Linked DNA regions of Homo sapiens: all the other regions are linked to region 5. Evidence: chromatin loops called from intact Hi-C (ENCODE). Cell type or tissue: PC-3. All regions are shown on one strand. Region 1 overlaps PDHX (pyruvate dehydrogenase complex component X). Region 2 overlaps SLC1A2 (solute carrier family 1 member 2). Region 3 overlaps CD44 (CD44 molecule (IN blood group)). Region 4 overlaps PAMR1 (peptidase domain containing associated with muscle regeneration 1). Region 5 overlaps PDHX (pyruvate dehydrogenase complex component X). Region 6 has its middle 56 kb from the start of MIR1343.

Region 1 (4,000 bases), 51 kb before region 5:
TTAATGTATTTTTCAAGAAATAAAAAGTTAATTATAAATGTACTTTAAATACAGTCTGTTAACAAGCAGTGATCCCAGAAAATAGCCTCGTTACAGAAAGGAGGCATGATGAAAAATAGTGCCAGGCAGGAAGGCAGGAAGCCTGGGTTCTAGATTTACAACTCCAGCCAGCTAGGTTTACATCACCTCCACTGAACTGCAGGCTCATATGTTCACCTGCCTTCCTGCCACCTCCACTGGAATATCTGTTAGGCTCCTCAAATGTAACATGTCTAAAACCAAACTCTAGATTCCTTAACCCAAAGCTATACCCCTCCCAGTTTTCCCAATCTTAGTACATGGAAAACTCATTCCTCCCATTGCTTGGGCCAAAATGCTTGTTTCTCTTTCTCACACCCCATATCCAATCCATCAGCAAATCCTGTTGGCTCTACTTTTGAAACATAACACAAATCTCCACTTCACCCTAGCTCCATTTGCTACCACATTTGTCCAAGCCACTGTGATCTTCTAAAGCCTCCCAGGGGAGCTCATCGTCTCCTCCCTTGCCTCTCCACAGGCTACATTCTACACAGCACCCAGGGCAGCCTCTCCTTTTCGTTTCTGAAGTATAAGTCAGATCACATTAGTTATTTGTTCAAAACCCTCCAAAGGCTTCCTTCTCACCCATAATAAAATCCCTAGTCCTCACCATGTCCAACAAGGCCTCATGTACTTGGGTTCCCCTTCATGCTCTCCCACTGTTATTTAAATCTTATCTCCCACCTCTCCATACTAGGCACATTCCACCCTCAGCACCACATCTTTGGTTAATGCGATCCTCTGCTTGCAGCCTTGGTGTTTGCTGGTCCCTCTGTGTGGAATGCACTTTTACCACATACCTATGTGGCTCACTCCCTCTGTTTTCTCAGGCCGTATCTAAATTATCGCCTTGTCAGAGGGGCTTCCCTCGCTTCCCTTTTGAAAAATCACCCCTAGTTACTTTGTCCCCTTATCCTTTCTTTTTCTCCTCAGCACTTTCACCATCTGACATATAATAGTGTTTGTCTCCTCCAACTAGAATGTAAGCCCCAGGGACAGCAGAAATCAAGTAAGCTTTTGTTTACTGCTCTATCTCTAATGCCTAGAATAAATGGTTTTCATCCTGCTCTAATTCATTGTGAGCCCTTTTGATTTACAGTTTCTTCATTTGTAAAATGAGGGAGATCAAACGATAGGATATTTTTAGCAAGACAATTATAAAATTTTTGTGATTTAAAAATAAGAGTTCTATTTGTCATTGTAAAAATTCCACGACATGAAACTACTTAAGAAGACAAAATCATTTGAAGTCTGCTACTTACTTTAAGGGTAACAGCTGCTGCCTTGATGATAAAATCATTTACTGATACTTTAATGTCATCTGAAAGAAAAATAAGGTTAGTAAAATTAGTATTCCTAATATAACTTTAACATTGACCATTACAACTTCAAACTTGTAAATTATGGAATGTACTGACAAACAATGATAAAAAATTACAAGCTTTTGTTTGCTTAGTCAATAAGGTTCCCATGATTAGAAAAACTTGCATTATATGAGGTCCTGGATCAATAATATTAACCATGAATGTAAGTTTACTTCTGGGCCTTGGTTATCAATTTTTTAAATTGCTTAGATATCATACACAAGAACCTGAAGGACCCATTACAAGCATAATCAGAAAAAAAGAACTAACTCCTATGTCTCGAAAAAGACAAATGATCTCTCTGTGGTGTGTGCAGTCAGGAAGTTTACAAGATGATTCATTTTCTTCCTCGTTCTTTTCAAATACCCTTATTCTCTGTATGCTTTATAACATACTGATTATACTAGAACAGTGATACATGTAGGTACTTTATATATAAACAGTTATATATACACATATGGGAAAGTGTTCGAAAATTTCTTTTTACTAATGGGGTGTAGGTGAAAAAAAATTTAACTGCTTTTTAACTTAACAAAACAGGATATAACAAAAGCCAAAGATGAAGCAATGCTGGCATAGGTCCTAGTGTGATTAATAAAATGAGGTTCTCCATCCATAGTTTTATGGTGAATGCATTTGAATCAATTTCTTTCCAGTATACATAATGATTTTAAGATAAAGCTGGGGTCCTCCCACTTCCTACGAGCTGATCATAACTAAAGTATTTGTTTATGTCTTTGCATTTGCCACTGGGTATAACAGTGTTAGAAAATGTAAACAACACTTGATTCTTTCTTGCAAGAGCTTATAGAAAAAGACTCTAAGATCTAGATCTAGTCAGTGGTATGTGGCAAAAAACCTATCCTATTACTAAAGTATCACGGAATTTTAGGTGAATAACAGCTCATTCCAAAGGCATCCTGGAGACTACAGAAAGGGATTAGATGAATTACCATAAACCTAAATACTGTCAAACTGTCACGATAACTGTCAGCTGCAAAGTATCAAAGCTCCTCTAATTCAGAATTCCAGAAATATATAAACATTTTTGCTTAAAACCCCTTTAGGAATAGAAATATAAATGGACTTACAGTGCTTACAAGCTTTTAATGATAACCACATAGAAAGATTTGGTTTGTACAAATTCAAATGTAACAGTTCATGAACTTACTCTGCTTACCTTTCATGGCTCTCTCAGCTTTCTCTTCACTTTATCTACTTACCCACAGGTATTCACAGTGAAGACTTCTAAAACCATCTGCCAGCTAATGACCCCCAAACCTACCACCTAAGTCCACAGTCCTCACTTAAAATTCTGTATTCAGCATACTCCCACATTTAGGAACATTCTTGAGTTGAATGAAATATATTCTTTTACTGGCTCCTATGTCACTATACTCTCCTGGTTTTCTTCCACTTTCTGCCCACTCACTCATTTTTATTCCTTTCCTCTCAATGTTGGCATCTCCCCAGGCTAGAAGTTCCAGTTCCAATTCCAAGGTTTTGATACCATTTATATAATGATGACTCTTCCAAATTCTACCTCTAATTCTGAGATACTGAGGCTTCAGACTTGTATATCCAACTTCTCACATGAAATTTCTACTTGCATCGCTTACAAGCATCTCAAATCTAACATGTGTAAAGTAGGTTTCTCTTTGAATTCCTTTATTTTTAACTCTTTATAATGGAGATTTTCCAAACATATTGAAAGGAGATGCTGTTACATTTACTGAGTAGAAAACAGTTTGTAAGGTAATATCAAACATTCTCATTTACACATTGTCAAGACAGAAAAGCAAAGTGTGAAGCATGCATACAGAATGTTATGTATTGTAACTTTATATGAGAAAGAGGAGTGAAGATAGATAATGTGGGGTGTAAAGATTTTTAAGAAAATTCCTAATTACCAAGGTGTACCAAAACTGGACCATGCAAAGATAATAAACTAATCCATATCTCCTCTGAAATATTACTGTTTTCTGCCTTATTAGAGTAAGAAAACAGGAAAGTGATTCCCATATTAACCTCTATATCATGACTAAGCAAGTATGATCTGAGAACTACAGGAGTGTTTCCAGGGTTCATTTTTTAGAAACTTCTCACTTTCTTTAAAATAGCTTTCCATTTAGTTCCTTGAACTTTTAAAAGCTCTCAAGTTGTCTTTATATGAAATCTTGAAACTCTGTATATAAACTGATAAAAGTCCTGCTTTCACCTGGGATGTAGAAAGTTGCAAAAGAAAGCTGTTCCCATCCTGACAGGGTGAAAGAAAAAGCAGGATAAATTACAAAATCGTAACTTTTCTTGAGCTCATTAGGGAGCGGAGGTTACAAAGCAAACAGGTGAACTGAATGCCAAAGAGTGATAATCCACTCAGAGGAGAGACAAACACAGGAAGTAAATACCCACTGTCAGAGTACAGGAGTAAAGAGGGCAGAGTATGGTACAACATGCATAAACAGATGGCGACTAGCAGCAGAGAAATGGAAACTAAAAAAACATTCAATTGGAAATCCAGAGGGGAAAATCCATGCTAACCAAGATAAAAAATA
Region 2 (4,000 bases), 380 kb before region 5:
ATTGCTTCCTATGGGAACCAGCACAGTAGGATTGGGTCCCTATAGCTTAACATACAGCACAGACTGTGGAAATAACTCAATGGAGGTGAGGTCATCTGAGTTGACATCCCAGTTCTGCCCATAACTCCATGACGTCCAACAAGTCACTTGACTTTCCCGTACATCTTCTTCCGTATCTATTCGGGGTTCAGCCATCTGTTACCTACTACATGCCAGCACTGACAATCTAGGATTCTGCATTGAGTTCTATTTTAATGCCCCTGGAGGTGGTGTTTTTTAAGCTCAGATGTGGATTTTTATAGCACTCTGCATGTAGGGTGCCTGGCACCTTTAAAAATAGGACCACTGCCATGGATGTCGAGGAATAGCGGGAGAGGTTCCTTGTGAGTCATCTGACAGAGACACTTGGGGAACATTGAGAAAGGCTTGGCATCACTGCTCAGAAGGAGTGGCTGTCTTCCCACCTTGAATTTGGATCTGAAATATAAGCAAATGCTCCTGCCATGGTGGCTGCTGGCAGCTGGCACTCTTGGTGCCCAGATGGAGATTTCCAGCTGAGCCTGGCTCTAGAAGGAGCCCAAACTGAGGCAGCCTGTGATACCCCTGTCCAGTGGGGACCAGGTAGAGGGGAAAACAGGTGGATCATGAGTTGCTGATCTGACCCCTGCCAAGGCTTCCTATTCTTAACCAGATCCAGGGCCCATCACAACTGGAAGGACCATCACAACTGGAAGGACCATCTAACTGGGTCTCACAATTGGGAAGAGCATCCAAGTTAGACATTTCATACTGTTTCTGAGCTACAATCATAGGAGTGAAAGAAGACATTTATCCCCCAAGTTTAAGCCTGTGTCCTATTATTGACTACAGTACTTATAGTACATTTGCAAATTATTTTCATACATTCTATATTTATGAAATTGTGTCATTTGAAGCAACATGGATAAGACTGGCGGTCGTTATCTTAGGTGAAATAAGCCAGGCACAAAAAGACAGATATTGCATTTCTCATTTATATGTGGGAGCTAAAATATTTGAACACATGGAAAAATAGTGGAAAAATAGATAACAGAGGCTAGGAAGGGTGAGTGGGGGGAAAGGGGAAGGACGAAGGGAAGTAGCTTAAAGGGTACAAACATACAGAAAGATAGAAGGAATTCATTCAATGTTTGATAGCAGAGTTGGATGACTGTACTTAAAAAATGCATTGTACTCAGATGTTAGACACCTTAAATGCCCTGATTTGATCATCACACATTGTATACATTAAAAAATTTATCATGTACCCCATAAATTTGCACAAATAAAAAATTGTGTAATTATCTGTGATTAGGACAATTGTATCTCACTGTGTATAATAAAACACCACTTTGTAAATATAGACATATAAAATATTCTCCAGTTTTCATAACCTTGTTTTGGCATTTCTTAATTATTGTTAACCTGTTGGGAACCTTAAAATATATGAGTAGCCAATCTTTTTTTTTTTCACCTTATAGGCCAAATCTCAGCTCTATGCCTTTTTTCCCTCACTCTGTTAGATTCAAACAGTGACGAAGAAAGTCCTGGTTGCACCACCGCCGGACGAGGAGGCCAACGCAACCAGCGCTGTTGTCTCTCTGTTGAACGAGACTGTGACTGAGGTGCCGGAGGAGACTAAGATGGTTATCAAGAAGGGCCTGGAGTTCAAGGATGGGATGAACGTCTTAGGTAGGCCAGCTGGTGGTCCGGGATTCTGCTTCCCTGGCAATGGCTGGGCTATCCTGCACTCCCTTTTCAGAAAACTGATGACTCAGCTGTCCTCTAGGTGGAGCAGGAGGCTCTCTCTGGGGAGCAATTTGAGGGTCACTGGGACTGAGAGCTGAGCGATTTAAGGAAGAGAGAGAAGGGCAGAGGAGACCATAAGGGGACAGGGCAGCAAGAAGCTGGGTATGGGAAAAAAGGAGGGAGCTCACCGTCATTGGGCACATTCCCTGACTCTCTGTGTGGTGTTAGAAAGTCACTTTCTCTGACTCTCTGTGTTATTAAGTGACACATCCATTGCTTTCGTTTCTTAAGCATTTTTTAAAAGCTGCCCCCATGTACTGGTGCTGTGCTAGGTGCGGGGGCTGGACCACCACAGCCCTTAGTCTGCAAACAAATGCAATGCTACCAGGATTGTAAAGTGTTGGAGTAGGTACCAAGGGAGCTTTACAGATTATCTTGTTATCTTGTTTTACTTTCTGGGATCCCAGTGAGCCCTTTCTCCTAGCCCAGTACCTTCTTAGCATGCCATCCTAGAGGTTTTTGGGCTCTGCAGTTGGGCAGACCTGGGTTTGGATCCAGTATGGGCCACTTACTGGTTATCTGACCCTGGGCAAGTTACTCCATTTCTCTGAGCCTCATTTGTAAAATGGAAATAGGATTGGCATCTATTTTGTAGATTACTGTGAGGATGAAATGTGATTGTGCATATAGGGCACAGTAGCACATGCCATGTGCTCTCTCCGTATGAGCTGTGATCATTATTCAAAGTGGGTGGAGAGCTGAGGAGTTCAGTAAGAAAATACCTCCATGAGGGACAGAGGTTTATTACCATGTGAGCGGCTCTAGTCTGCCCAGTTTGCTCCCCTCCCACTCAGTGGGTCCACTCCCTTCCGTAACCTCCATCCATCACTAGAATGGTGTCCCCGAGACAGGAAATAGGGGCATTTGGCCAAAACCTGGGAGAAATGGTGAATCTGGATGGATGAAGTATGTTTATTTATCCAAGCACAATTTCTAAAGGTTTGGATGACAGCTACTTAGAGATGAATGAGCTCAGTAGTCCTTTCACGTTGTCATCTGAAAGATCACATGGCCTTGTCTCCTTAGTTGGGTTGTCAGATAAAATACAGAATGCCTGGATAAATTTGAATTTTAGATAAAAAGCAAATAGTTTTTTAGTGTAAGTCACAAATATTGCATGGGACATAATAATACTAAAAAAAAAGTATTCATTTTTTACCTGAAATTCAAAAAGTAATTGAGTGTCATGTTTGTTTGTTTGTTCCAAATTTGGTAAGCCTACTCCTTAGCCATCTAGAATGGTAGAGAGAAAGAGGAGAGAGAGGGAGCAGAATTGCACAGTCACTGAGAAGCAGAAGCAGATCTTTTTTGTTTGGCTTGGCAGGAAGCAGGTTGGATGAGTGAGAGTGAGGGAAGAGATGAGCTGACTAGGTTGCTGGGCAATGGAAGATCAATAAACATTGTTTAACAACCAGTGGGAGGTGAGAGGTGGAAGGAGCGAGGAGTAGGAAGGAGAGTTCCTCTGGGGAGATTTTGCAAATATCCCCAGCACCCACCACCGAGCAGCTCTTCTCCCTCACTGTCCAGCTATCTATGTTCCTTTCAGGTCCTTCCTAACTCCCCCATGGTCTTTTCTGGTGGGTCATAACTTAAAACACCCAACCCCCTTTTGTCAAAGTGTTCCTCAGTCTTCTCCATACTCAGGAGGAGCTTGAGGCCATGAACAATGGGGCCAGGGCTTTGGAGTGAATCATTCAAAGACTTTCCTGGTTGTTTCCAGAGTCTTGGTGGATTCTGGGAAGTCACAGGACCTTTGGCTCTACTGGGGAGTTTCAACACAACTCACTACTCTGTAACCCCAGCGGCCAAGTCCAAGAGGGTTTTGTTCAGATGCAACACCCCCGTTCCAGTGAGCAATTTCAATTAGGCAATGTTTACAAAGAAAAATTACAAGCTGAATACGGTTTCCATCCAAGTGCAGATCAAGGCTCTGGAAAGCCAAGGGAAGTTAGACTGTTGAGAAACTTCCCATTTACAAATCATGGCTGAAATAAGGTTCTTTCCACGGTCTTCTGAGGGTGGAGATAGTGGCTTTTTTATTTGTTTGTTTTGCTGTCTTTCTGTTTTTTGGCTTTGGAAAGTCCCGAGGATTAAGCACTTGCAATAAGTGAAGATACAACCCCAGCTCTTGCCTCCCACTTCTTTAAGGAACCATTTCTCTCCTAAAAAACCT
Region 3 (4,000 bases), 240 kb before region 5:
TACTTAAAATGTCTTTAACCCAGAACTTTGCTTCTGTGAACATTTGCTGTTTTCCCCGAAAGCAAATGTTTCAGAGACCAACTTTTAGTTTTGTAACTGGCTTTGTCTGTCTGAATGTGCAAGCTATCATCTCAGTTACAGGACAGTATGTTCACATACCATCACAGGGCCATTTCTGAGGCCAGATCTCCTAGGGAACATGGCAAACACAGTACATTCCATATGAAGACCACCCAAAGACAACCTACAGTCATACTATGCCCAAAGAGAGGGCACTGTCAGTTCTCCAGACCAGACGTCTCCAGATTCTGCAAAATGAGTTAATTTGTTTTCTAACTTGAGCCACCCAGGTGTGCCTGATCCCTATTTGTCATCTCCTCAGGAGGGATGAGGCAGAATTAGATTTTTGGTTCCAGATTAAGCTATATGTAAGGAGAAGTTGCTTTATCATGAAGATGAGAATAAAGCCAGTTCCTGCTACTCAATGGTGTTCTAATTCCTGCAGCTCCTGGTCCATAACCACAGTGAGCACTCACTGAGTGCCTAGTCTGGGTTCAAGGTATTCAGCACTTTACACCTAATATTTCACTTAATTTTCCTAACAATCCTGTGTGGCAGGCATTTTTATTATCCCCATTTTACACAAGAGGTAACTGATTCATTGAGAAGATGTAAGTAACTTGTGCTAGTCACTGGGGGACCTGGGTTTCAGACTGGGCAATCTGGCTGATCATTTTCCAGTGTTAAATTCCAACTTATGCACAGGTCAGACACTGAAATGACAGGAAGCCCACTTACCCTTCATGTGATTTTTTAATAAAGTGTGGAGAGGTGATCATGAAAAGAGAGCCCTAGAGAGAAGAATTTGAGCTTATTGAATATTATTTTAAGATCAGAAGTCCCTTGATTCTGGACCACAAGATAGGGGCCTTTACCAAGGCCTGGTAAGGCTTCAGTGGAACAAACTTCACTAATGGAATTTTCACTCTCTCTCCAGAGAGGAGATTCTGAAGTCTTGACCTTGACTGGCTTTCCCCAGCAGTGGGCTGACTGCTTCTCTCTGATTCTGCCTGTTGGTCTTCCCATCATACTCTTGGGAATTTAGAAAGCCCAAACCTAGTCGTAGCCCCCAGGCCTCCTGCCCTTTACAGCCTGAATGCTCTCTCTACAATTAGGCAGGGCTCTTAGGAGAGGACTCCAGGACTTGGGGTTGGCCCAGGGTTGGGTCACCAAGGACACAGGCTGTCCTTGTGACATTACGAGATGTCTGCAGCCAAACCCAAAAATCTAGACTGACCAAGCTAAGGCTCCAGGTTGATGTAGCTGGAACATAGCTCTCTGGGTGGACTGCACCCAAAGTGATTGAGCTCCTGGGAGTCAACCACACACAAACCACTTGGGCAGCCAGAAGCACTGGTAAGCTCTCCAAATTTTTTATTTTTACAGTGTTTATCATTAAAAAGCCAGGATTCTATTTCTGTCCTCTGATTTGCTGAGCTCATGTCCAAAACAGATTGCACAACTAATAAATCTTACTGAGCTGGTTCTGATCAGAAGTAGGAAGGGAAAAGGACAAGGTTTTGTTGTTTTAAAGCATTATTGTTAATTGGATTATCTATTTTTAAAGCCAGGAGGCACAATGGGAAGCTTCTAACCAATTTCTCTTGTGACACAGGAGAAAATAAAATCAAGGATAGCCGAGTATGGTCCTCCAGCAAGTTAAAAAACAAAACAAAACAAACAAAAAACAAAAACAAAAACACACACACACACACACAAAACTCAGTGGTTCATAATTGCAGATTTCTGACTCCTACACCAGTGCTGTTGCTACTGATCTATCTTTCATAAGAGGTCTGAGCAAGCTGCTCTCAAAAAAGCCACAACTCACTGTCTTAATAGGACACGAAGAAGTCATTTTCTTCTTCATTTGTTCGAAGGCTTCAAAGCCCAGAAGTTTTCATCTGGGAGTCTTTCTAGCTATTGTGCCCTCTGCTGCCCCCCAGGCCTGCCAGTCTAGAAGGCTGGCACATCACTCGCCCCCATCTCCTGATGCCCATGTGATGGGCTCCTGGTGAAAGGGTGTATTGTTTAGCATCCACTTCTGAATGAGGCCAGAATCACACTTGGTGGCCGAATCGCCTTTGGCTGCCCAGTGCAGACCATGAGTCTTGAGTGACTCAGTCTCTCCCGGAATTGCCCTGGAGGCAGATGAGGGTTTAATGAGCAGAGAAAACAGTCATGCACAATCATACCCAGAGAATTTCCTCCAGAATGTGCCCTGGGTTGCTTTCAACTGAGCTATTCATCACTTGGCACTTAGAAATGCAAGGCACCCCAACGTCTTGGCGCCTGGCTGGACCCCCTGATTTCTCTGCCTTTTTTCCGTGGAGCCTGGAGCCTGTCATGGCAGTCAACGCTGAACCAACATGGAGGGGCCTGTCACATTGGAGAAGAATCCCAAGGGTTCTCCTAGCTGTTACCCTGGCCCTTCAGCCAAGGCCACCAAATGATCAACCCAATGCACAGCCTAGAAAGCTCTTGGGTTGTTTTGAGAGTTTGGAGAACAGTACTGTCCCTGTCTCCTAATGGGATGATGGGGACTTGGAGGTGAGGGTATGGAGAACTGTTTAACCCCCCACTCCTGGTCCTGGATCCAACAGAGTCTTTCTGGCAAAAGAAAGTATATGTCCCAGAACTGTTGCTTCACTGCACCAGAATTCTGTAACACCAAGTAGTCTTTGACGAGTGCGTCTTCAGGCAGAGAAACCACAGTACCCACCCCTGTGTGTTGCCATGGTGATCAGGAAATCCTCTGGCCTCACGATCTTTGTTTTCTGCTTTTTCGGATCTTATTGATTTAGCAGATTGACTAGCACAAACCCAGGATGTGGTAAATGAAATGAAAAAAGCATCTTGGGGCCCAAATAGGGTTTTTCCTCTTGCAAGTAGAAAATAAGGTTGGGCCACTTGGTTTTGTCATTGTATTTTTTTTTCTGGGTAGTTACAATGACTGATACATCACCTAATCAATATACAGTTTCTGCTAATGTCTATAGCTGGCATTTTGTGGAACTGCTTAGCTTTAGTTTGAGGGAAGACTTTCGTAACAGTTGAGGTAGGATGAGAAACTGTTACTCATAGGTAATATCTATATTTCAGGGCTGATTCATGGGTTGCTGACATGCTGAGATAAGCCGGGGGCCCCCATCTGGGAGTGGGATGCACTGGTTCTAGCCTAAACTCTGTTAATTATAAGCTAATTATGTGACCTTGAATAACTCCCTGTAGCTCCCCCAGGCACACCTTGCCTTCCTGCCACCCAAGATGAAATAAAAAGTTATGAAATTTTGGAGCTTGGGGGATAAAAGTGAGAAGGTTGATGTGCATACCTGGGACAGTATTAAAATCTCAAAAAGCTTCTCAGAAACCTCATATGAATTAAGACACATTGGGGCTCCACCCTCAGCAGAACCGAATGGATTAAAGTACATCAGGCTTTGCTATTCTTGCCACGTAGCAGTTTCCTTCACCAATTATAAAGCACTTTCACACCCAAAAGCAGCCTGTGAGGCCCAGAGGGTAGGTACTACAGACCCATTTAAAAGGTGAAGAAACTAATGGACATAAGTTTCACAGACTCAAAGTCTTACGGAGAGTTTGGTAAACCCAGATCTCAACTCAGATTTTCCAGTTCTGCTAATTTTCCCCATTCCCCTCTGGTGCTGCCTTTTCAACTTGGGTTGTCAACAGGCAAATGGGACCAGTGGAAGCATTCAGAGAGAAGATTGATGGTTTTCAGATGTTTCTTTCTCTCCCTGACATGATGTCTTAGGCACAACCACAGTATTTCAAGTGGTTGAAAATCAAGCTGAGCTAATGGGGGCTGGAGTGAGGGTGGAAGGGCAGACCCAGAGACTCAATCTACCAGATGCTCATTCTCTTCCAGCACCCACCCTACCCCATCAATTGTTCTGGCACCCACCACAAAGCCCTAAGA
Region 4 (4,000 bases), 560 kb before region 5:
TGTTATCCTGAAGGAGAAGAACTTCCTATGAGATCAAGAACAAAAGTGAGAGTTAAAGGAGAGGGAGCTTCCTTTTCTGTCCTAGGCTGAGACAGGAGGAAAAGAATTATTTATAGGTAGCATATCTTGTTTGTTAGTAATTATATGGTAGGAACTGTGCTGAGCACTTTATGTGCCATGTCTTGTTTCATCTGTACAATCACCCTATGAAAATACATACTCCCATTTTATAGATAATGAAACTGAGGCTCAGAGCTGTGAAGTAACTTGCCTGAGGCCGTACACTTTGGGGTAAAGCCCAGGACGATTCCAGACCCCTTACTCTTGTTCTTAACCACAGTCCTAGTCTGCCTCCTGCTGGTGAGTTCTCCCGTTTTCTCTGGGAAGTAGGGAGTGAAATATCTGCTGAGAATGAGTAGAAGTGAGGTTGGGGCTTGAAAGTACCAAAGGTTTGGGGCAGCCACTTGAGGAACAAGAAAAGGCACCAGCTGGTGTTAAGCTTAAAGCATATCCAAGCGAGACGGAGGACCCAGTCGAAGCCAGAGTTCCTAGGGAGGTGATGCAGTCAGTTAGGACGTTGGCTGATGCTCTCTGGAAGTGCAGCAGCAGAAGGGAGTAAAACCAGTTGTTTTGTTGATCCAAGAATAAGCTGAGACATGACTGACCAAGGATCCCAGCTGGGAAGGACATGAAATCAGAAAGAGCCTGGTAGAGGGGCAATAGGGACAGGAGGTCTTAAGTGGAAAAGCAGGCTTGGTGGTAATGAAGTAATGGAACACATAGGTGGAATGGGTATTATGGTCAGAGAGTAGAGTTTCTAAGTTGAAGCTTTCAGGGATGGTGGTGATAAAGTGTTCAGTTTTTTTTTTTTTTTTCTGGGTAACTAACAATCTCAAAGGACAAATGTTTGTTCTTTCTCATGGGTCTGTGAGTTGGCAGGCATTCCACTGATTTCAACTGGGCTGACCTGGGCTGGTTGTGCTCCAGGCTGCAGGGCTTAGGCAGAAGGGACAGCAACCATCAGGGGATGCTCTTCTCAGGGTGGGTCGCAGAAGCACAAGAGGTCAAGCCAAACACACAGGTGCACATAAGGCCTCTGCGCACATCACACTCACCCATATTCCACTGGCCAAAAGAAGTCACATGGCTAAGTTCCCAATGAGTGAAGTAGGGAAGTATATGCCATCCCAAAGGAAGAGGGGTGGATAAATATTTCTAAACAATACTTCAGTCGCTCCATGTGAGTAAGGGGGTTTGTTCAGGGTGCAGGGGACAGGAAGGAAAGAATATTTGCATGCAAGAAGTCAATACAGCAAATGGTAACAAAACAAGGATAGCAGTCACCCAAATGTTATGAAACAGAAAATATTAATATTCAGAAATCCTGAGCATGTGTCTTTTTAAATAGCACCTACTGGTCAAATCTTGGGTTGCACCTTGGTGTAAGACGCTGTTTATGGAGCCTCATTGATTGGGCTGGTGATTGTGTCCATTTGAGGGTCCAGGCTTTCTCAAGGACAGCAGAACTGGCTCAGAGCAACCAGTCTATCACCTAGGCAGGCAGAACAGAGAGCTCACACCTTCGTGCATTAATCTACCCATCCAGTCAAAAGATATTTCTTGAATGGATGCTTCTAGGTGCTGGATGTACAATGATAAGCCAGACGGGCATGGTCTCTGACATCTTAGAGCTTGCGCTTTAGAGAGGAGATTTTTTTTAAAGTTAAAAAAATAGAATGTGGTCAATGCTATGAAATTGAAAAAACAAACTAATGGTCAGATTCTATCCGATCTGTGTTGGTTCAGTTTTGCTTGTTCAATTACGTTATGCTTGTTCTGAGAGCCTCATTCCACACAGTGTATGTTACCACTGCCATGAGCACTGATGGAGCATTTCTTATGGAGCACTGGGCTGGTCACCAGGGAACACAATGATTCCGCAATGAGTTTACAATCCATCTGTGAAAACAGTGCTTGACCATAAGAAGACATCAATATGATGTTATTAGGTTCTTATCACCCTCACCTCATACTGGCACTAAATAAATGTGTAGGGAATTCATAGGAAGAAGTAATTCATTTCACTCTTTGTTGAATGCCTGCCTGGTGCTGAGCACTATGCTGCCTGCCTACGTTAAGGGTCGCCTACATATGGCTGGGACACAGCGCCGGAGCCCCATGGCAGTGCAAGCATTTTCCCACTAGATGGCGCCCAAGCGATCCTTTCAGACAACGTTATCCTGAAGGCGCTTCCTTCTGAGTGTCTCTGAAGAGCCTGGGCATTTTTTTTTCCTGAGTACCATACAGAGCCTTAGAAGGAGGGAGGAGTGGCGGGCAAGTGCCAGAAGGATCAGAGCTGTTTTATATGTGGGTTAGAGAGCATCTGGCACTGAACAGATGCAGTAGCACCTTTATTTGCTCACTGTCCTTGACAATGTTTATATTACTAACCTAACTAATGACAACCTTAAAATTCATTATGGAATTGATTCATGCATAACCATTGGCAGGTTGTATTATCCAGGAGGATGGGCAAACGGCCTGAGGCTATTGAGCCCAGGAGAGAACTTATTCACATCTTTCTGCCCAGGAAAGATTGGTTTAGTAATCTCAGAATATCCAGACTAAGAGCTACTGGCACTTTATCGCCATTAAAAAAAGAGCTGTTCTTTCTACCTTTCTCCACTCTTTAATGTAAAACCTTCAATTCTACAGAGAGTTGAAAGAATAGTATACATCCATATGCTCCTTTCCAGGATTTGCCACTTTTTATCATTCTCCAACATCTGGCTCTCTCTCTCTTTTTCTGCACTTTAAGACTCATGAATTTTAATTTTTTTCTGTTTCATAGTGTTATCATAATTTTTCTTTTGATGCTTAGATTGTTTCAGATTTGGCCCGTTAAGCAGGCTGCACCTCATTTCTCCTTGAGCACTTACTTGCATTCTACCCCTGACCCTCAAATGTTTTAAGTTCACCTTGATTTTCTATGCCCAGGTCTTGAAACAAGCTATTTCTCCCTGCATCCTGGTTTCTTATAGTGGGAAATTGTATTTAGGAACTGCGATTTGGGTGCTGGCTATTAGAGGTGCTGATATCCAAAGTCGAAACCAAGGCTTCCTCTTAGGGTTTCTTAAACTCAAAAGTTGCGTTCTGAAGTGGAACCACTCTGCTGACTTCCACTGCTGACCACTGGACTGGTGTTGGTTTAGCTTGGCCCTAGGCTGAGTTCCTTGGCCATCAAAAAAGATGAGCAGCAGGAGGGCCCAAGAGCGACCCAGAATGCCACACTTCTAGCTGGCATGGCAGTGATCCCAGCCTTTCAGTCCCTGAAGGATACTGGGCATCTAAGGAGGTTAGGAAAGCAACCCAGATGAGAGGATTTATGGGGAGAGATTATAGGTCCTTAATACATTTATCTTCTTAGTCATATTTTGGACAGAGGCAGAGAAACAGAGGAACTGGCCATAAGCCATGCCCAAAAATGTTTGTAGGGTGAGTTATCGGAGAGGAAGAGGATTTGTGCAGGCCGATTCCTGAGCCATAAGTAGGAATGATTAAGAGCAAACTTAAGGGGAGTGGGGAGAAGGCTTACAAAGCTGTGTGTTACTGACTTTCGGGGCTGCCCTCCAGGGGAGCTGCGGAATCGCCTAGGGTGGAGTTACTGAAAGCTGCCTCATCTCGCTCCAGACTTTTGTGTCCTGATGCTCCCAGAAAAAGAACAATGCTCAGGTCGATTCAAACTGGGGATGGTATTAGGTGGCAGTTAGCAGCCTGGGCTTGGATTTGAATCTCTGTTTCTTTCCTGGCTTTGGGCAAGGTTACCCAATCTTTGTGAATCTCAGTTTCCTCATTTACAAAATTGGGATCCTCATAGTGGCCTTGAGAGTTTTTGTGAAGATTAAGTGAAGAACTGTCTATAAATCCCTTAATATGGAGTCTGGTATATAGTAAGTGCTCAATAAATGGTGGATAGAGTCTGGTATATAGTAAGTGCTCA
Region 5 (4,000 bases):
TCTGCATTTATTATTATCTTTCAAGTTACCACATCAAGAACCTCAAAAATTTTCATATTTTAAAAATAAAAAGAACATAATCGTTCCTTAGTCACCCTTCATGAAATGAATTGAAATTGCTTATCTGAATTATGATAATACAAAAATTCTGTAGTAGATCATTATCTTTACTCTGAAATGAAGGTGACAAAAACCAAAGAAAGATATTTTGGACATCTCCATTATTCAATACTATCTCTTGATAGATTACACTCGCTTATTACGGAGAGTTAAATGTGCAATATATTTTGTAGTTATTCTAACTAATCTATCCTCAGGCTTTCATGCTAGAAAAATCATTTCATAAGCATTAATGTGTTAATAAAAGTACATATTTCATTCTAGCATACCCTCTTTTGATTAGAACACTATATGGTATCTTTTCCAGACGTATTTTTCTGATGGGAAAGTAATTACACAATCGTAAGATAAACTTGAAGTGACAGGCCTGCACATAATTAATATCTGCCCTTTATGGCTGCTGTCAACTCTACTAAGATAGTGTAGACTTTTCTAGACTCCTTGGAATGGAATTTTATCCTTTACCTAATATTAATTAATTTGCATTTGAACTTATATGCAGACTCCCTCCTTATTCCAGTAAGCTGTACATTCTACCATTCTCTTGTCAAATTAAGAAGGCCTTAAGATATGCACCAATTACGTTTCCTAGTATTAGTTTCCCACAACTACAGGTAAGTAGTTTGCTGCACTCATTACACAAGTTTTTCAATTAGTATTCACAAAGTTCTCAAAATTTAGTTAAAATTTAACGTTTTGTAGTCACTTCAGTGTTCTGCTCCTTCTTATAAAGCTAGCAAATTATATCTAATTGGCTTGTGAAGTCTACCCTTCCACAGCAGTTACAAAACATTTTTAAAAATTTTTAAATGACTATTGTAATGTATGTGGTCCAGTACTTTATATTTAAACTTGCTGATTTTAAAAGTAAAGTCTCATGACTCATAACTATTTTACTCTTTTTTTACATCAACAGAATGACACAATACATTAAAATTTTTTGCTTAGCTTATTGCTGTTTTCCCTGCCATTTCTGCTACATGAGCAATTTACCAATCACTGAATTTTACAGTAATCCCTCTAAGCAATTCCTGTATTTCCTCAAATGGGCTCTTCCAATTTTTCTACAGCATAATTCTGACTTCAATTTCAAATATGGTACACTAATCTAATTCTAGTTTCTTCTTCCCTAAAGTATTTCTTTTATCCTAAGAACAAAATGCTCATACTTCAGCAAACTCAATTATATCAAAGCTTTAAATTGATGATTGATTCATGAATGCTAAAAGGTCTCTAGATTAAAAAAAAAATTTAATACAAGCAAACTCTTAAAATACAAATGCAGAACAAACTGCTTTATGGTTAATATGAAGCAGATTTAAGCTCCATTACTCTGACTAAAGTAATTAAGGGAATTCAGCAGTTTACATATGGTACAGCTTAAACATCATGCTCTAGTTCATTTATAGGCTCTAGTTCATTTATAATCCAAGCATGCAAAAATCATGAAATGAAGATAGACCAAATGAAAAAGTAAATTATCCAGTACTTTCTTAGTGTGGCTCCCTGTCTCTAACATTAATTTGCTTCTTCTCTAATAGGGAGAGAGACTGTTCATTTAATCACTTCTCATTCCAATGTCAGAACACACTAAATAAAACGGAGCCTTCAAAATTGCTGTTCAAATGAAACAATTCTGCCATCTGCAGGCTGGATGAAATAAGGCAGAATAAAGTAAAAGTAATTTAAAAATCAGCACTAGGCACAGAGTAATATTAACACTTGGAATAAAGGCAGTTATAGTATTTTTTGTTTTAAAGGATCGTTTGTCATATAAGTCTTCTTTGTTCAAATAGTTATTTTGGTGTGGTACTGGAGTAAAAATAGACTGAAAATGTCAATGGACCACAACAGAAAATGAATGCACAACAGTTTGTGTGAAAACAGCATTTACAGGTCTTGGCATGCTAACAAACATAAAAAAGATAACCCATAAGCAATATATAGGTTGAGTATGCCTTATCAGAAATGTTTGGGACTATAAGAGTTCTTAATTTCAGATTTTTTCAGATTTTGGAATATTTGCATTCATTATTCTTACTGGTTGAGCATCCCTAATCTCAAAGTCCAAAATCCCAAATGCTACAATGAACATTCCTTTGAGCATCACCTCTGAGCATCATGTCAGTGCTCAAAAAGCTTTGGATGTCAGATTTTCAGATTAGAGATGCTCAAACCTGTATATGGCATCATCCAATTACTACCTGCCCAGCTTGTACACATACAAAGATTGAAATGAAATACTCCAAAATGACAATAGTAGTCATTCTAGCTAGTGATATTACTATAAGGGCTTTTTATTTCTTTTATTTCTGATAACCTACATTTTCATACATGTCTACAATAAATTTATCCAATCTTACTTCCTCTTTCAAACTTAACTAACACTAAGTTTAAAAATGTGCTGTTTGCTTTTGTTAATTTTAAGCAGAAACCCACAAGGACACAGAGAAAAGGAATAACAGCATACAATTTTGGAAGCAGAAAAGTAAATAGATACGTAATAATCAATTAAAGAGACCCTAGAAAGCTGTATCCTAAGCCAGGGAGGATTTGGGTGGCTGCTGTTTGAAAAGTAGCTAGATACCTGGATCCCCTCTCTTAATCCAGTGGTAGGTAACAACCCTACCCTCATTCAACAGAAGACTGAAGCTTGTTTTCTCTGCAGAGGGCAAAAAGAAGAGCTTGAAGTTCAATCTACATAGCTGAGGATATATAAAAACTGCAAAAATAAGTTAAGTGAGAAAGTATCTGATGTGGCTGACATTACAGAAAACTGTGTGGAGAAGCTATTACATACCGTGAGATAAATTAGAAATTATCACAGAAAAAACTAACTAAAAATTTAAAGGGCAGCAATAACTGCAGCAAAAAGAAAGCTAACAAACAAAATATGGGACAATCCTCAATTGTGCATAATATTTGTTTAATGTAAACACTGAATATTTGACCAAGAATTACAAAATAATTTCACTGGGGAGGGAAAACAGAGGGCGGCACTGACCGGCAGTCATCCACAGAAAACGGCTAAAATAGAAACAGAGAGATGGGCAAATGCCAGAAGAAAGTTAAGAGACAAAACTAGTTACTTCTAAGGAAGACTGGGAAAGTTGGGTGAGATGGGGCAGAGATCCACTGTACTGTTACAAGCCTTTCAGTACTATTTAAACTATATGCATGTACTATTGTGCTAAATGAAATATTTTATTATTTAAATATTTAATTTAAAAAAACTCAAGGAGAAGCAGAATACCACAGTGATTTAGAGAATAGGTACTGGAATCAAACTGCCTAGGCTCTAATTTCAGATCCACCACCTACAAGTTATTTATTCTATCTATGTCTGTTTCCTCTTCTCTAAAATGGTGCCATAAATAGATTTTTGTAAAGAAATAAGGTAGGCCGGGAGCAGTGGCTCATGCCTGTAATCCCAGCACTTTGGGAGGCTGAGGCGGGTGGATCACATTAGGTCAGAAGTTCAAGACCAGCCTGGACAACATGGTGAAAGCCCGTCTTTACTAAAAATACAAAAATTAGGCTTGGTGGCACATGCCTATAGTCCCAGCTACTTGGGAGGCCTGAAACCGGGAGGCAGAGGTTGCAGTGAGCCGAGACCGCCCCACTGCACTCCAGTCTGGGCGACAGAGTAAGGCTCCATCTAAAAAAATAGAAAGAAAGAAAGAAGGTAACACATGGGACTTGGCAAAGAATAAGTCTCAAAAATGTTAGTTATTTATTTTTGATGGGCAGCATAGAAACAATTAAGAGGGTATATTCTGGAGGCATCCAGATAGCTGGCTAGATGTATCACAATATCCTATTACATTGTAAGATGTCACAATATTGTAGAATATCACAGTTCCTTCTTGGAGTAATGAGA
Region 6 (4,000 bases), 72 kb before region 5:
TTCTCCACCATAAACTACTGAACCCTAACTGATTAGACCATGACTGATACAGTAATCAATATAGAAGCCTGAGGCCTCAGAAATGAAAACTAAGGTAACCACTTTTGGTCTTAACTGGGACAAGAATCAACCTATTTATTGAAAGTAGCAGCTTCTAGGTCATTTTTTTTTTATACCTAGAGGCACTAAGCCCCATCAGCTTCTATTTTTCTACTTAGAGGTACAAGTGATGACACTTAACATTAGTTACTTCAGGTTAAGAGCTGTCCATAATGAAAAAACAACAACAAAAAATCCCTCAGTACTTTCTGCACACTAGAAAGGCACAAAGAGAGCCACTACAGAGAAAATATGAATTAATTTTAAAAGTGGTTAGGTCGTAAACACATTAGCTTTAATACAGAAGAACAGGAACTCAGGAACTTCAGTTACCATAGGTGGAAAATACTCTTTGCATACAGAACTTTCAGCCGCAGCAGCACAACTTAGAAGGTGTATATTGCAATGCAGTGAGCTTGAGCTTTGGTGCTGCACAGATCTTGGTTCAAATCCCAGTTGTCGTACTTTTGAGCTTTGGCCAATTTACATAATCTCTGAATTTGTATGTGTAATCTCTGAGATTCTATGCGGGAGGTAAATGTTACATCATCCATGATGATTGATAAGTAGCATACACTTCCTGCCTATAACTGAAGAAATTAAAAAAGATAAGCAACCAGTACAGTGATTAATTTTCCCCCTTGCTTCCTCATTTTATAGGTAAGAATACTGAGGCACAGAAATAAGGTTTTGCCAAGAGCGCAGTAACTTCTAAAGCTGAAACTAGCCTTAAAAGTCTTGATTTTAAGAGTATGCAAACTTGGGAAACAAAGTTACATACAATCACCAGTAGTTCCACTGGGAAGAATAACTTAAGTTATGGTATTAAGTACCATCTTATAAGTTCCTGATATACCATTCCCCATCAGACTGATGAGCTACTAAGTGCAATTTATGAGATTAAAAATTTAAATTTAACATCTTACATTTCCATAATACTTTATGCTTTATAAAGTGATATAATCAATGTTATTCCACTTGATCACAAGAGTCTTATATTTAAAAGGCTCATCTTTTAGTAATAGGAGTAACAGAATTTCATAAACTAAGAAATTTTAAAATATACATTTTAGGTATTAAAAAAAGCAAATCATGACTAATTAATGATTTTGCTAAAAGTTTCTCAACTTTTAATGAAAACCCATTTTCCTTAATGGTATGTATCATACAACAGAGGTTAAACTGAGAGATTCACAAAACATTCATTTTCCCAGGAAGAAAGCTGCTTGGACTTGTTGCAAAAAAAGCAAAGATACGGATAAAATGTGAAAATAGAATTTATATGATCAAAGAAACAAAAGACTGCTATTGAGAGGCTAATAATTTTTCAAAATACATCTGTAAACCTTACAGTTTCAATTAAATGGTGTTTCAATATTACAAGTCTAGACAAACCATATCCTCCCTCCAACCCTGTTTGCCCCCCATCTCCTGAAACCAATGGAGACACACACACATTTTTGTAATATAAAACTATGTAAAAGGATTTTATAGAAAGACTATTGCCTTTTCCATTCACAAAAAGTTTAAATGTCTACTGAAATACACTATTTGCTGTACATAACTTACTGGAATCTTATTCGTTTTCATATTGGTGAACGTGAGCCATGGAGGACTAGTGTTTTGGATGGGAAATTCTATCACTGTTCCTGCATTATCTGACTGAATACATCTACCCCATATATTCATAAGACACCTCATAGCATGGTAACATGCCAACTTTTACCCATTTCCTCCTTCTTTAAAGACACTGACCTAGTGCAGATCCTAATCAACTTATACTTTCATTATGGCAAAATCTTCCAGTTCTTTTCTGATGACTGCTATCCTCTCCCTGTTTTGACCTACTGACTTGCACATTATGGCCAGACTGATAAAAGTAAATCTGCACTGTTACTTCCTTCTTCAAAAATCAGTAAAAGTTTCCCACTAATAGCATCCCATTTAAATTAATGGTTAATTCTTACCGGCCATACACTTGATTCTTTCACTTCTTCACTTCACCTGAGACAAAGTCCATCATAATGCAGTATGTGCGGGACACGTTTTCCTTGAAAACTAAGATTTAAGTGCCAATTTAACTTTTCTCCCACACTTTCACTACAATATATTAACTTACAGCACCACCTATCTTTCAATAAAAGCTTAACCAAGAACTAGATTTACATTTAGCATAATGCCCTTAGGCTGGCTGATACAATTTAGTGTAAAATTAAGTCCAAAGTGCAAAATATTTTTTAAAAATCTAAAAATAAAAGTTTCATTCGACATTATATAAAATACCCATTAAGAGTATATATAAAGTTCTCAGTAATGTTTAAAACCAAGGACTCTGGCCAGTCGTATACCAATGACTTAAATTTAGCACAAAATAGTGAATGTAACTAAAAATTGCAATCAGCGAGCAGAGCCAGTTTGACTTATAAATTCTAATATTCATTGATATTTTCACATCCAAGTGTTAACTGGAATGTGTGTTGCCTTTTCCTTAGAAGTACTCCCAATATTTTGGTCATTTTTTCTGTTCAAACAAGAAACAAAAATGAAGAGGCAGAAATTTTTTTTATATCCTCTCAGTGTGATACCTATCTATTTTAAATAAATTAGTAGTATAATGTGGAAGGGGCCTGGTAGTGTAGCACACAGTTCAAACCAAGTATACCATACTCCTTTCTCAGTGTTATTCTTTGATCTCAAACTACAACAAAATTCTTTTTAGAAATGAAAACTTCCTTAATCTAAACCACCTCATCAGTATAGAAATACCAGAGACAATATTTTTGGTCAGAATGAACAAGCATTTGTACCAGAAGCTGAGAAGTCAAACCATGAGAGGCAGGTGATTATATGAAAAGCCTGGTTGTGAGGTCCATGAATTAAAACATCTTAAATTTATACAGCGATTTCCCTTGTACAGTTCAACTCTCTAAGGCAGGCTGAGTAAATATTAATGCCCATTTCACCTATAGGGAAACAGATGCACTACTGCTTATGTACGTCAGTTCATGAAAAGCAGAACTCTGAGTCAGGCTTATTTATGGCTGCCTCATCATGTTCTGTTCCTCAGATATAAAAATTAAAATGAACAAACAAACAACAACCACAACAAAAACAACGGCCTAGCACAGTAGCTCATGCCTGTGTAATCCCAGCACTTTGCGAGGCCAAGGTGGGTCGACTACTTGAGCCCAGGAGTTTGGGACCAGCCTGAGCAACATGGCAAGACCCTGTCTCTAAAAAAAAAAAATAGAAAAATTAGCCAGGCATGATGGTGCATGCCTTTAGTCCTTAGCTACTCGGGAGGCTGAGGGAGGAGGATCACTTGAGCCTAGGAGGTCGAGGTTGCAGTGATCTGTGATCCCAGCACTGCACTACAGCCTGGGCCACAGAGCAAGACCCCATCTCAAGAAAAAGTAGTAATAATAATAATAATTTCGATTAAAACTGACCTTGGAAATAATGTAACATAAAAATTATTTTGAAAATAGCCTTTGGTTATAATTTTCAGTGTAACTGTTAATATGACAAAAGTTTTGAAGACTATTTTTTTTAAATGGCTTGTTAAACTGAGTTGGATAGTTGGATTAAGCATTTTCTTAACAATTAATACACCAGGGTGCTAATTATTTTAGAAGGCTCTTCTGTTAGGGTTTATAATTCATCATGTCATACCATACAACTTGTACTATATTAGCCTTTCTTCTATTGATTCATGTCAGCTGACACTAACATAAACCTTTTTGTGACAAGTTAATTAAATTACCATTCATTACCATCCAACTTAAATATAGTTATCTTGACAGTTATAGCAGAGCTGCCAAAAGAGAGAAACAAACTCTTCTAAACTTTATAATAATTAGTGAAAATTTCATATTAGTGAAATAAAAAGGATAGTTCTCAT

The links. Hi-C counts contacts between places; a loop is a spot of excess contacts. Peaks named below come from ENCODE experiments on the same cell type or tissue, not always from the same donor. Only the 100,000 strongest peaks of a DNase experiment are listed, where the experiment ranks them.
Region 1: it touches region 5 in a loop (2.7-fold over the local background); 12 of 110 quality-filtered maps call a loop at or near these places.
Region 2: it touches region 5 in a loop (16-fold over the local background); 29 of 110 quality-filtered maps call a loop at or near these places.
Region 3: it touches region 5 in a loop (3-fold over the local background); 14 of 110 quality-filtered maps call a loop at or near these places.
Region 4: it touches region 5 in a loop (4-fold over the local background); 50 of 110 quality-filtered maps call a loop at or near these places.
Region 6: a loop joins it to region 5, with 5 times the contacts of the local background. A loop is called at or near these places in 23 of 110 quality-filtered maps.

Annotation. Positions count from the first base shown.
Region 1 is chr11:34,975,526-34,979,525 of GRCh38, reverse strand. It overlaps PDHX (pyruvate dehydrogenase complex component X), which reads right to left. Exons shown (of 11, transcript NM_003477.3): 8 at 1,344-1,402. Among named protein-coding and RNA genes, the nearest start is that of MIR1343, 36 kb to the right of the region's middle. In PC-3, no CTCF peak of the experiment used is centred here; DNase peaks (open chromatin) are centred at 1,755 and 2,195; H3K4me3 peaks cover 2,272 bases; H3K27ac peaks cover 3,851 bases.
Region 2 is chr11:35,303,784-35,307,783 of GRCh38, reverse strand. It overlaps SLC1A2 (solute carrier family 1 member 2), which reads left to right. Exons shown (of 11, transcript NM_004171.4): 5 at 1,542-1,710. Among named protein-coding and RNA genes, the nearest start is that of SLC1A2-AS1, 24 kb to the right of the region's middle. RefSeq lists an enhancer at 1,982-2,071. In PC-3, CTCF peaks have their summits at 1,608 and 1,807 (motif pointing right); no DNase peak of the experiment used is centred here; H3K27ac peaks cover 1,741 bases.
Region 3 is chr11:35,165,031-35,169,030 of GRCh38, reverse strand. The region is part of intron 1 of CD44 (CD44 molecule (IN blood group)); the gene reads right to left. Among named protein-coding and RNA genes, the nearest start is that of SNORD164, 4.1 kb to the right of the region's middle. RefSeq lists an enhancer at 2,943-3,002 and a silencer at 3,423-3,472. In PC-3, a CTCF peak has its summit at 1,991 (motif pointing left); DNase peaks (open chromatin) are centred at 2,200 and 3,130; H3K4me3 peaks cover 1,499 bases; H3K27ac peaks cover 3,237 bases.
Region 4 is chr11:35,484,091-35,488,090 of GRCh38, reverse strand. The region is part of intron 3 of PAMR1 (peptidase domain containing associated with muscle regeneration 1); the gene reads left to right. Among named protein-coding and RNA genes, the nearest start is that of PAMR1, 40 kb to the left of the region's middle. RefSeq lists a silencer at 2,103-2,152. In PC-3, CTCF peaks have their summits at 358 (motif pointing left), 1,996 and 2,208 (motif pointing right); DNase peaks (open chromatin) are centred at 2,260 and 3,480; H3K27ac peaks cover 1,350 bases.
Region 5 is chr11:34,924,041-34,928,040 of GRCh38, reverse strand. The region is part of intron 1 of PDHX (pyruvate dehydrogenase complex component X); the gene reads right to left. Among named protein-coding and RNA genes, the nearest start is that of PDHX, 9.4 kb to the right of the region's middle. In PC-3, a CTCF peak has its summit at 1,767 (motif pointing left); a DNase peak (open chromatin) is centred at 1,750.
Region 6 is chr11:34,996,263-35,000,262 of GRCh38, reverse strand. No RefSeq gene overlaps it. Among named protein-coding and RNA genes, the nearest start is that of MIR1343, 56 kb to the right of the region's middle. In PC-3, CTCF peaks have their summits at 2,019 and 2,223; a DNase peak (open chromatin) is centred at 1,822; H3K4me3 peaks cover 277 bases; H3K27ac peaks cover 1,748 bases.